3 separate regions of the Mus musculus genome follow, and all the other regions are linked to region 1. Evidence: chromatin loops called from intact Hi-C (ENCODE). Cell type or tissue: left cerebral cortex. All regions are shown on one strand.

The links. Hi-C counts contacts between places; a loop is a spot of excess contacts. Peaks named below come from ENCODE experiments on the same cell type or tissue, not always from the same donor. Only the 100,000 strongest peaks of a DNase experiment are listed, where the experiment ranks them.
Region 2: a loop joins it to region 1, with 3 times the contacts of the local background. A loop is called at or near these places in 10 of 42 quality-filtered maps.
Region 3: a loop joins it to region 1, with 2.8 times the contacts of the local background. A loop is called at or near these places in 7 of 42 quality-filtered maps.

Annotation. Positions count from the first base shown.
Region 1 is chrX:164,075,298-164,077,797 of GRCm38, reverse strand. Siah1b (siah E3 ubiquitin protein ligase 1B) reads left to right here and starts at 1,305. Exons shown (of 4, transcript NM_001308385.1): 1 at 1,305-1,611; 2 at 2,129-2,220. In left cerebral cortex, no CTCF peak of the experiment used is centred here; DNase peaks (open chromatin) are centred at 634, 1,241 and 1,560; H3K4me3 peaks cover 1,318 bases; H3K27ac peaks cover 805 bases.
Region 2 is chrX:162,914,460-162,916,959 of GRCm38, reverse strand. All of the region lies in intron 4 of Ctps2 (cytidine 5'-triphosphate synthase 2), which reads right to left. Among named protein-coding and RNA genes, the nearest start is that of Ctps2, 14 kb to the right of the region's middle. In left cerebral cortex, a CTCF peak has its summit at 1,096 (motif pointing left); a DNase peak (open chromatin) is centred at 1,079.
Region 3 is chrX:164,178,969-164,181,468 of GRCm38, reverse strand. It overlaps Ace2 (angiotensin I converting enzyme (peptidyl-dipeptidase A) 2), which reads right to left. Exons shown (of 18, transcript NM_027286.4): 15 at 945-1,045. Among named protein-coding and RNA genes, the nearest start is that of Ace2, 40 kb to the right of the region's middle. In left cerebral cortex, a CTCF peak has its summit at 1,523 (motif pointing right); a DNase peak (open chromatin) is centred at 1,520.

The sequences.
Region 1 (2,500 bases):
AGGGGAAACTTGTAACCCTCCACACAAATGAAAAGGCGATATTGTCAGTGAATATTTGTTGAGAATTTGATTGTGTGAGGGCTGTAGTAACTACTATGGAAATGGCCAGTGGTTTCATGCTCCCAGCTACTCCTGCCGATTGGATCAACACACCAGCTCTTACCAAGCACTGGTTCCACCTATCCAGTCTCTTATCACATCTTTTTTTATTTATTTATCTTGTCCTTGAAGCAAAGAACTTCAAGATTCTTTCAGGCTTCTTGTACTTTCAGAATATAGTCACAGATTTTGAATGTAGGAACAAAGAGCGAATGGAACGGTTTTTTTCCTCCCTGTGTGCCCATTCAGAGTTTTTTGGGTTAGCATTGTCTCTGTGGGAGCCAAATTATAAGAGTAATGTCGGAGTATGGGGTAGGGGTGGAGGGCTTCAAAGCAGAGATGAAAGTGTGGTGCAGTCTAGAGAGCTTCATAGTATGAGGGAGAGCTGGTGCCTAGAAAAAGTCATAAGAACTAGAAGGGCAGTGTGCTTCCTCCACGTACCTGTCTAAAATTTAAAGCCTGCTGAGTGAGAGGCTGGAAGAAACACTGGGTTGGCTCCCCAGGTCTCATTAAAAGGGCACGAAAAAGCCGGGCATGGTGGCGCACACCTTTAATCCCAGCACTTGGGAGGCAGAGGCAGGCAGATTTCTGAGTTCGAGGCCCAGCCTGGTCTACAAAGTGAGTTCCAGGATAGCCAGGGCTACACAGAGAGACCCTGTCTCGAAAAACCAAAAAAAAAAAAAAAAAAAAAAAAAAGGCACGAAAAGGAATTGCGAGGTTTCAGTTCCACCACTGAACCCCACCACTGGGCAAGCAGTTTTGTTTCCCATCGGTTTCTGCTCATAAATTACCACTGGCAGAAACACGAAAAAATAAAAGTGTCATTACTTTACTTTTTATTTATTTATTTATTTAGCATCTAGAATTTGGACTGTTTTCAAGAGGGACTTTGGGGTATCCTTTTTCAAGAGAGACACTCGATCTGGCGAGAGAGGGGCGGCCAAGGTGAAGGCCACGGTAGGTGATTAGGGAACCTCTGAGGTGTCTTAGACTTAAAGCAGTAAAATATGCTTGCAGGGGAAAAGAGGTCTCTTTGAGAGGCGGGCTCATAGCTTGCTCTCAAGCCAAGCTCTGATAGGCCAATAAGAAAGTCTAACGAAAGAGGGGACGTGACGTGACGTGACCCAGCCAGGCTTCGGCACCATGGTAACGGCATCACCCATAAGAAGGAGCTAGTGGTACAGCCCGGAGGAAAAGGCGTGGTCTAAGCGACGGATGGAGGCGGGCTGGTGACATGGGCGGAGCGCGAAAATCGGCCTGTGGTCTTAGGCGCAAGGGTGATCGCATGCCGCTGTTCGAGATCAAAGGCCTGGGCAAGTCACTTGTGGCTGTTCTCAGGGTCTCCTCAGCGGTCTCCCTGTAGAGCTGCGGTCGAAAGCCGGAGCCGGAGCCGGAGCGAGCCAGAGCCGGATTGAGCCGGAACCGGAGCTACCGGAGGGCGGGACTTCCGGTTTCTGGGCCCAAGACAGAGGGCGGGTCAGGAGTCAAGGTCTCGCGAGGCTGCGGCGTGAGGTAAGGGGGCGTAAGCAAGCTCCTCATAGGCTGGCAGCCTCGTGCCGGGAGCCCGCGCGGAGGTTGAATTCGGTAAGGATGGGCGACTGTGTGTGACCGCGGCCGCGGGGTCGCAGGGCCTGTCTGTGGGGACAAGGACTACCCCTTTGGCCTTTACACGCACTGTCTTGAGGTACCTTGGTCCGGGGAGACCCGAAAGATGTAGGTCCGAGAGTATAACGGAGGGGCTACTCGAGCTTCCCCCAGGAACCGGCTTCCCAGGGCGCTCTCGTCAGTACAGGGTCACTAACTAACCCCTGGGGATTGGATCCGGTTTGGAGATGGGGCGACTGCATTTCTAGACACCGAGGCTGAAGACGCTGGAACTCATCCGGATTGGGGGGGGGGGGGACGGATAACGCCACCCTCCAGGGTGGGCATTGGTAGCACAGTAGTGTCGGGAACACAAGTCTGACCCGTCTCCACTTCTCAAGTTCTTAACATCTTTTTTTTTTTTTTCTTTTGTGCCCTACTCCAGATCGAGAGACCAGGAACTTCAAAATAGTGCCTGGGATCCGGATGACAGCAGGCATTAAGGGCTGGCTACTGGACTGAAGCTGCTGGAAACTTGTAAGTATAACTCCACCTCGTTTGTCTTTTCCTGAAAAAGCTTGAGAAATAATTTGAATGTGTACACCTTAGTTTGAATAATCTCTTCTGAAAACCACGGTTGCTTTTTCTCCTGCTTTCTGGACTGTAAGTCTGCCAATCTCCCCTTTGCTATCCAAAAGTTTGGTTGGCATGTGTGTGCCCGAAGAACTGTGAGCATGACTAGTATGCACAACAAAGCTTTTCTTTTTGAAACTTTAAGCATGCTGAAGTTATGCAGAAACGGAGAGAGAGTTGCAAC
Region 2 (2,500 bases), 1.2 Mb after region 1:
AGGAAGGAAGGAAGGAGAGATGGAGGGAGGAAGGGAGGGAGGAGGAGAAGGGGGAAGAGGAGAAACAGCATCAGCATCAACAGCAGGAAGAGGAGGAAGGAGGCTTGGTGAGACACATCTGTAATCTCAGTAGTGTTTAGGAGGCTGGAAATTTGCTGTAAATTCAAGCCAACCTGGATTACATACTAAATCCAAGGTTAGCTTGAAATACAGGCAGAAACACTGTCCTAATAAATACAAACAGGGTCAGTGGTTCAGTCACTAATGTGATTGCCAGGGAAGCATGAGGCCTTGGGTATAAAGCTGTGCACAGCAGTATATGTCTGTAACCCCAGCATTCAGATGAGAAGGTGTGGGGTGGAGACAAGCAGATCCCTGGAGCTTGCTGGCCAGCCAGTCTAACCAAATCAATAAACTGCACGTTCTTTGAGAATCTGTCTCAAACAATACGGTAGTGAGCAATTGAGAAAGATATCCAATGTAGGCCCCTGGCTTCCATGGGTATTCAAATATACATGCACACATACAGCAAACACACACAAAAATAAGTAAAATTTAAAAGACTGACCAGGCATGGTGGCTATCACCTTTAATCTCAGTGCTCAAGATAGAGGCAAGTGAGGCAGGTGGAGTTCCATGAGTTCAAGGCCATGAGTTCCAGGTCAGCCAAGGCTACATAGCATGTCCTGTCTGGAAAAAAAAAAGTCTGTACTTAAATCAAACCTTATGGAAACATGTTCAAGGATTTTGTCCTTTGTGTTTTTGTGGTGCTGGATTCATAATCCAGGGTCTCACATATGCTAAGCTAAGCAAGTGCTCTACTACTGAGCTATATATCCCTAGCCCTCTTCTGTCTTGTCTTTTTGTTTGTGAGTTTGGGGGGTGTGACAGCATAACTCTGTAGCTCAGACTGGACTAAAGCTTGATAGGTAGCCAAGGCTAGGTTCAACCTTTTTCCCTACCTCTGGAGTGTTGGATAATAAACTCCCAAACCCAGCTTCCTCTTGTGCTTTTTCAATTGGGGATCTTATAGCTGTCACTGGAGGAGGGGAGGTGACCGTGACTTTAAATGTTATCCATTCCTGCCCTCATGTGGTCTATTGTGGCACTGCATCCTCCCATCCACTTGAAGTTCCCTTTTACTCTGCCTCTAGGTCACGAAGATGGTCCCATCTTACCGCAAGTTTGTGTTTATTAAATTTACAATTCGAAAGTAGATAATGCATACGTTTTAAATAACTTACACTATAATGTGCTGTTACAATTGTTCTAGTTTCTTGTTATTCTCAACCTTTTATTATACCCAACTTATAAGTTAAAGTAGTATACAATCCGAAGTGATGGCATCCTACTGTAATTCTAGCACTTGGGGAGCTGAGGCATGAGGGCTGCTGTAAATTATAGGCAAGCCTGGGCTACATAATAAATGAATCCCAGGCTAGTCTGAACAACAGTATGAAACTGCCTCAAAAAAAAAAATCAAACCCAAATTTAAAAAAAAAAAAAAAAAAGACCTTGATCATAGGTGTGATGGTTCCTATATGCTCAGCCCAGGGAGTGGCACTATTAGGAGGTGTAGCATTGTTGAAGTAGGTGTGTCACTGTGGGTGTGGGCTTTAATACCCTTGTTCTAGCTGCCTGGGAGTGAGTATTCTGCTAGCAGCCTTGAGATGAAGATGTAGAACTCTCAGCTCCTCCTGCACAGTGCCTGCCTGGACGCTGCTATGCTCCTGCCTTGATGATAATGAACTGAACCTCTGAACCTGTAAGCCAGCCCCAACTAAATGCTGTCCTTTATAAGACTTGCCTTGGTCATGGTGTCTGTTCACAGCAGGAAAACCCTAACTAAGACAATAGGTATCTATGGTTAAGACGTATACATTAGTGTTTGATACTAGATACGGTTTTGTACAGACTGGGGGGGGGGGGTGGAAGCTTAACTGCAAGAGAGGACTCCATGATGCGGTTTTCATGACATTATCTTCCATAACTAGGTGAGAATTTATAGGAAATGGGAAAGATGCCGCTTTGATGTTATCTAGCCTTTTCTTAAAAAAAAAAAAGATTTAATTATTTACTTTATGTATATGAGTACTTAATCTGTATGTACACTTGCATACCAAAAGAGGGCTAGCCTGAAACTCTCCACATAGACCAGGTTGGCCACCAACTTACAGAGATCTACCAGCCTCTGCCTCCTGAGTGCTGGGATTAAAGGTGTGTGCCACCACACCAGCCTTCTTTTTATCTCACCTGTGATTTCTAAGCAGAACCAATAAACTCACTGAATCACAAAAGAAAAATAGTAGTAGTAAGCAAAAACCTAAAGACGAAGAATGCAGCTCAGCAGTAGAAACTGAAGTCCTGAGATCAGTCCCTAGTACCACATAAGACTGGATATGGTGATGAATGCCTGCGATCCCAGCACTTGGAAGGGAGAGGCAGGGACTTCAGAAATTTGGCTACATAGAGGAGTTTGGGGCCAGGGGTATATGTCTTT
Region 3 (2,500 bases), 100 kb before region 1:
TTGCCATGCAATGGCTCTTACTTCGTTAGACTTTGTGCCTGTTGTTTCCCTTGCTGAACAATTTCTCCCATTGTCTGCACTGTTGGCTTTTCTGCTTCTCTCCCTACTTCTTAATGTTAGTGGTGTCCTTTCTAATCGCTAACTCACTTAAAGTTGAACATTCCCCCAGCCTCTTACCTCTCCCTGTCCTATTGTGTGTTTTCCTCCATAGCTCTCTCTCTCTCTCTCTCTCTCTCTCTCTCTCTCTCTCTCTCTCTCTCCTGATATAAGCTCCAAGAAGAAAAGAATTTTCTTTTTTTTTCTACTTTACTTCTAAGAGTGAGATGAGAGAGATGAGAGTGGACAGAGACAGAGAGAGATGTTTAATAACAACGTTCATAGCATCTACAAGATAAACCATAAGCATCTTAAAAGAAAAGGAACCCAAATTCCTGGTTGCCAAATAAAATTCTGGACTATGCTTATGCCAGCAACCCTAGTTAAGATCAGTAGACTCCAAATAAACAAGGTAACAATAGAAAAAGAGGTACAAGAGTAAGAGTAGAAGAAAGAATTCAGTGGGAATCGTATGAGAGAACTTCAAAACGCAGCATATACATATGTGAAATCTCCATTCAAAAATACAGAAACTAAAGTATATTTGGATATTCTCCTTGATTTGATGTGAAGAAAGTTTAAGCTCTAGAGTAGTGGAGCAGGGAGTTATTATGTACAGAATCTAGCAAATTGCCTAGTCCTGCAATGACTGGATGAGCCAGGGGCAGGGCAATACCCAGGGGTGCTCCTCCTTCTCAAAGGAGAAGGGGAGGGGAAATAGGGGAGGATTTGGGTGAGGGGATACTTGAAGGAGAGGGAACTGATAATGGGATGTAAAGCAAATAATAATAATAATAATAATAATAATAATAATAATAATAATAATAAAATCTAGCAAATCAACTCACAGAAAAGGAACTGTCTGGTTTTTGATTATTGAAAAATACTTTCTCATGGCATATGCAACAGATGATCGGAACAGGAACATTTCGTTGTTGGTCCATTCATACTGCAAATTCAGAAGAAAGACACCATTCAATGGGGCGGGGGCAGAGGGAAATGGGAGAGTCCTCCTCACTATTCCAAGGGTTTTGGCCATCAAGTCTTTGCCCTCCAATGTGAGCATGCATCCGCATTTGGTGGTTGGAATGGATTTAACTGACTATTACATGAAGAGTTTCCGATTTCGAAAATCTAGGATGAGAACCAAGAATTTACATATCTACTACCCCGGGAGGTGCTAATGCAACCATTCCTGTTTCAGGGGCCCATCGGTCCTTTCACTTTGGTTTGATATGACTTGAAATAAGAGCCCTGAGGATAGGTTTATAGATAGGAGACAGCCCAAAGTTGTGTGGTTTGTGTGGACTGTATGTATTTTGTAGGCAACTCTAGCTTTTACTGTTTTATTGGGAAGTCTCGGGTATTTGAACCATGCATATTCTATTGCCAGAGAGGGTTAAAGGTAGCATTCGCCCTTTCTTCCAGTGGGTGGCAGTAGAGATCAATAAATGACAAAGGAGTTTCCTTTCTCCGGTCCCTTTCAGAGAAAAAGCAACACAGAATCTTAGGAAAGAATTGTTTTCACTTAAGCTTGGGTTTACCCATATGTGAAGTATGGGTTTTTTAATAGTGATAGTTGTATATAACTGTTGTCCCTAGTAATTCTCTGGCTAGGACTTCCATATTTTAAACATTGAAAAGCTAAATTCTTATGATGTCTACCATGAAATGACTTGAACTGGGCAAATACTCTGGCCCTGCTGCACATAGACACTGAAAGTACCTCTCATCAGTGATCGGCTTTAGAATGTCACACCATCAAATTTGCATGGAAAGGGAACATGGATGCAAATGCCCAGACAAGAGAATCGAGACATTTCCTGATCTGCCAGGACTAATTTCAATGTATTAGGCCAAAGATGAACTAATAAAAGTGTGATCAAAATAAATATTCTTTTGAGCTTTCAATGCACATTAAAAAGTGGGAATTTGCACTCAGGGTTGAGAAACAATGGACTTGTGCTTCTCCAATTGCTGTCTGAAAGCCTGTTCTTTTCTGAGAGACAGAAAGGGAGTGAATCCCAGTGGAGAGGAGCTGGGGAGGAGCTGGGAGAAGAAACTGTAATCAGAATGTATTCTATGAGAAAAGAATCAATTTTCAATAAAGGGTAAAGTTGCTTTCCTGTGTTTTCATTTTTAATGCTTGTGTTATGTACATTGGTGTCTTAGGTATCTATAAAAATATAGCAAAATTTTTCAAGTCTTGGGAAATATTTAACTTTTCAGGAAATGGGGAGGTAGAAACTGAATCATCGAGTCTATACCTTGACACGTCAGTTTTCTGTAGAACATTGGACTGCTTTATCTGATTGTCCCAGGTTTCTAGGACACACCCAAGCTGTTCATCCCATCTACCTGAGACAACATGCCCTCTCCTCTTTCCTAATCAAAGCTGCTATTG